Regions from separate parts of the Homo sapiens genome. Here region 2 is linked to region 1. Evidence: chromatin loops called from intact Hi-C (ENCODE). Cell type or tissue: PC-9. All regions are shown on one strand.

Region 1 (2,500 bases):
GTTCAAGACCCGGTTCTACCACTAAGTGTGCTTTGATCAGCTCAGTTAATCTCCTTGAGCCTGCTTCCTCATCTGTGAAAGAGGATCATGGTCTTCCTGGTATGTCTACACCTCGTGTGTATGCACATATCACATCCTGCTTAGTGTTTTGTGTTCAGACCTTAGTGAGTTGGAACTGCTCAGTATTCTGTTTATCAGACTTGCTTTGCTCTAGTACTAGTATGAAAATGCTGATTTATTTTTGCATGCTCCACAGTGCCTGGCAAATATTGTGGGGGGAAAAAAAAAACTTGTTAGATGAGGAAGTGAGCAGAGGTGACTTCTCCTTGTCTGTGTACACTAGGACAAATCCTGAGAATTCCCTGGCCTTAATTTCTCTGACCAAAACAGTGACAATGATAACAATGGCTGTCCTAAAATCACAAAGGCTTTTTGGGTGAAAAAGAAAATACAGATGAGAGGACTTTGGGCCCTGAAGAAGGATGGTAGATGATTTCGAGAGATTATTACAATGTGCTGCACTTAATATGTAAAACCGTAAAGAAACCTAAGAAAGCAGGAGAGGGAGAAGTGAGGGGAGCTCTTATTCGGTTGCTCTCACCAGAAATGCTGTTCTATCTTATCCTCATAACAAGCCTAAAAAGCAGGCATAATCTTGCTCCTTTGTTTTCAGCTGGGAAACCTGAAACATAGCAAGTGTAAGCGGCTTTTCTGACTGTCTGATTTCAAAGCCTAATCTGTTTCTACAGCACCGTATTGACTTGCAAGGGACAATTCTACTTGCATTTTTCTGTACTATAGATCTGTCCCCATAGAAAAACTCCCCAGGGCTCTTCTCAGCAAAAGCCAGAACAACCCACGTGAGCTGATTGAGATTCAAGGATATCTGGGCTGATTTGGAAAGGGCATCATCTTCGGATGGCTATGAAGTAATAAAGAAGTTCAAAATATGTCAGCTGGGAGTGGCCAGAGGACAACAGACCAACGAGGCCAGCCTCACCCTTCTGGTTCCCAAACCTGACGGGACTGTTCAATGTTGCACAGACTTCAGCTGGCTCAATGCACGATCAGTGCCAACTGCAGAAACATTTCAGAAGTAACTAACTAAAGCCAAATTCATAATAAGCTGCAGATGACTCAAGACTCCTGGCATTTCCTCCCCAGCCTTTATTCCTGGGAAGAGATGGTGTTTATTATGACCTGGGTACTATATTTTTCATAACCTGGGGAGTATTTTAAAAGCAGTGATTAAGGCACACAAACTTTTAAGTCTTTTAGCAGCAGATTTCAGAAACTTTAAAGTTGTATAGGGAGGGGACAGAAAATGGGTTGCTAAATGGTGCTTCAGGTTGAAATATGGAAGAAAAATACTTTCCTTATACAGTGTAAATGCTAAATCATACTCTTTTAATATACCAAGGGAGCAGGCTCCAGAACTTTTTGTTGTTTTCTCCCTATTTATCTGTTAAAGGCTGATCTTTGTGAGAGAAAAACACAAGTTAGCTCAAAACTGGTAAGTACACATGTGGTTGCCTTTGAGAAATGCAAATCAAACAACCTCTTGGACAAGATTCCCGCCCGCCTTGCCACCTTTTCAAGATGTAAGTTGTTTAACAAGGCATCTTTATTTGGCTTCAGAATCTTACTCAAGTTCTGAGCTGTGGTAAACTCTGATGACATTGGATTATCCTTTACTGATAAGATACATTTGATAACTTTTTTGATCTTTAGAAAGCAAACAGCAGAATGCCAAGATTTATGAATAATATATAATCTCAATCATGCAAAGAAATCTGCATCTATACATGAATATGCATTAATGGTAATAAAGAATTTAAATGTTAACAGCAGCTAATTATAGAATTACAAGTAATTTTTATTTTCTTCCTTATACTTCTCTGTTTGCCAAATTCTTTTTAAAAAACAGAAATTTCAAGCTCATTCTTGTTGGAGAAAAGAAAAGGAGAGAATTACCTATATAAGCAGATAAAAAGTTATTTGAAAAATATCAAGCTACCCCTGCAGCAGTAGACATCATCCATTATAAATTCAGCTATGAAACAAGAAACTTAAGATGTGAAAGACCAGAAAGATTTTAGATTTTGAGTAGGAAGATTTTGAGGAAGACAAGGAACACTGTAGGTCCTTATTATTTTCTTAATCAGATGATGTCCAGAAGTTATTTGTGTGTTTTTGTTTTTGTTTTGTTTTGTTTTTTGTTTTTGGAGATGGAGTCTTGTTCTGTCACCCAGGCTGGAGTACAGTGGCATGGTCTCGACTCACTGTAACCTCTGCCTCTCAGGTTCAAGTGATTCTCGCGCCTCAGCCTCCCTAGCAGCTGAGACCGCAGGTGCGTACCACCATGTCCAGCTAGTTTTTTTTTTTTTTTTTGGGACGGAGTCTCGCTCTATCGCCCAGGCTGGAGTGCAGTGGCGCAATCTTGGCTCACTGCAACCTCCGCCTCCCGGGTTCACGCCATTCTCCTGCCTCAGCCTCCCGA
Region 2 (2,500 bases), 180 kb after region 1:
TGTATACCATATTTGTGTTCTCCTTCCTGCTACATGGCCTTGGGAGCCTTCAGAGGATAACCTGAGCCCCAGGATGTCTTACCTCCTGAAGGTACCGGACTGGGGGCTCGGTCTCCCATGACTAGTGCTTCCACCCAGACTGTCCTCCAGTGGGAATGGGCGATAGGGAACAATTAGTCAGGGATGAATTATTTCCTGGTCACTGGAACTTTTCTCATCCTTCCTAGATCCTTCTAGTGGACTTTCTCTTCTTATTTTTGCCCTCCCAGGCCTCAGGTTCAACCTGTCCTGTTCTCCCTGCCTTCCCTCCCACTCCACCCTAAAAAGCCTGTTCCAAGATCAGCTATGAGAAGAGGCAACAGCACCTGCAGTAGACAGATCGGCCTGCTTCCAAAATGCCCAGTGGCCATGGCCATAGCATTTGCTGTGTCTCTAGCTATGCCCAATGGGTCCAAGGAAAAGGAACAGAGGTTCCAACTGGATTTTCTCCTCTGTTGCACTTCCTGCCCTCAATAACATCTTGGGAAAATAATTTGGCTTCTCTAACTCCAAAAACTCCAAATTCTCGGGCCTTAGGCATTTTAGGATGGCAGTCTAATTTTGCTAAGAGAGCAGAGATACAAAGTTTTAATCATAAGCTAAATATTATTAAATAAATAAATATTATTGGATATTTAGCTTATTTTTTTAATCAAAGTTATATTTTCTGCTTTTGGATGGGATCCTTTGAATCCTGTCTTTGTCTCCTTGTAGGACCTCAGGGAAGACTGCAAGAAGCAGCCAAGTCACCCTGATATTCTGTTTGTTTTCTGTTTTTTTGAGACAGAGTCTCGCTCTGTCGCCCAGGCTGGAGTGCAGTGGCACGATCTCGGCTCACTGCAACCTCCACCTCCCGGGTTCAAGCAATTATCTGCCTCAGCCCCCCGAGTAGCTGGGATTACAGGCGCCCGCCACCTCACCCGGCTAATTTTTGTATTTTTAGCAGAAACGGGGTTTCACCATGTTGGCCAGGCTGGTCTTGAACTCCTGACCCCGTGATCCGCCCGCCTCAGCCTCCCAAAGTGCTGGGATTACAGGCGTGAGCCACCGCGCCTGGCATCACCCTGACATTCTAATCCTTCTCTTCTGTGTTCCCTGATGGTATAGCCTTGACCAAGCATGCTTGTATCTCCCCAAACCACAAATAACTATTAAACACCTGCAAAACAAGAACGCCAACATTCCAACCTGGGACACTGCTACTTGCCAGCTTCTATTCAACCAATTACAGATTTTAAGTTTTGTTGTAATGATCACATTTCCTTGTACAAAATTTGGTAATGGGGATGCTGACAGTTCCAACGCAAAGTGGTTTAAGCAATAAAGGAATGTATGGGCTCACGTGACTAGAAAATCCAGACATAGTTCAGGCTTCAGGATCAGTTTGATCTAGTATTTCAAGAGGACAACATCTAAGTGTGTCTCTCCATCCTGCCTTTGACCACATACATTTCATCTGAAGCCTGGCTCTCCTTATGGTTGCGAGATGAGTGCCACAGCCTCCAGAGAATCATGCTTTCTTGTCCTTATCCAGAAGAAGAGGGAGTTTTTCTTGCCTCAACAATCAAACAAAAATCTTTTGTTACATTTCAACTGGAACAACTTGGCTTCTGTCCACTCCTCATCACCATGGCCAGGGAAATACCCTGAGTGGTTTGAGACTGGGCCACTTGTCTTTCCCCAAAACAATAATGAAGACAAGGGAGATTGACATGGTTTGGCTGTGTCCCCACCCAAATCTCATCTTGAATTCCCACGTGTTTTGGGAGGAACCCAGTGGGGGGTAATTAAATCATGGGGCACCTCTTTCCTGTGCTGTTCTCATGATAGTGAATAAGTCTCACGAGATCTGATGGTTTTAAAAAGAGGAGTTCCCCTGCACAAGCTCTCTCCCTTTGTCTGCTGCGATCCATGTAACATGTGACTTGCCTTCTTGCCTTCCACCATGATTGTGAGGCCTCCCCAGCTATGTGGAACTGTAAGTCCAATAAACCACTTTATTTTGTAAATTGCCCAGTCTCGGGTATGTCTTTATTACCAGTGTGAAAATGGACTAATACAGAGATGTATATGTCAAGAGAATGATGAGAGTGGCTTAGACTGATAGGACTCCCTCTGAAGATGGAGATGGGGCCAATCCTATCCAGACCCCATAGCTACTACATGCTTGGTGGGGCAGGTGGAATGAACGTAGGAGAGGCAGACACAGTGAGCAAAGCTACGTTAGTGCATATGCAAAGCCAAAAGAAAACAATAGGGACAGAAGCATCTTCCCAACACCTAACTTCTTTCTACTTCCTTTTCCATCTGACTGTTAGCACATTGTTACAGACTGGGACATTAAAGCTTATACATCTATTGGTGCTGGGAAGTGAAGAAATGTGTATCTGATTTCCTAGGTCCCTTTGAAACCCAATATTATGAAAAATATGTGCAGTGATAGCAATTCTTCATATCATAC

The links. Peaks named below come from ENCODE experiments on the same cell type or tissue, not always from the same donor. Only the 100,000 strongest peaks of a DNase experiment are listed, where the experiment ranks them.
Region 2: a loop joins it to region 1, with 9 times the contacts of the local background. A loop is called at or near these places in 1 of 110 quality-filtered maps.

What each region holds. Positions count from the first base shown.
Region 1 is chr2:10,716,733-10,719,232 of GRCh38, forward strand. No RefSeq gene overlaps it. Among named protein-coding and RNA genes, the nearest start is that of ATP6V1C2, 3.6 kb to the right of the region's middle. In PC-9, no CTCF peak of the experiment used is centred here; DNase peaks (open chromatin) are centred at 49 and 1,059; H3K27ac peaks cover 1,919 bases.
Region 2 is chr2:10,895,087-10,897,586 of GRCh38, forward strand. No RefSeq gene overlaps it. Among named protein-coding and RNA genes, the nearest start is that of KCNF1, 16 kb to the right of the region's middle. In PC-9, no CTCF peak of the experiment used is centred here; a DNase peak (open chromatin) is centred at 1,235; H3K27ac peaks cover 559 bases.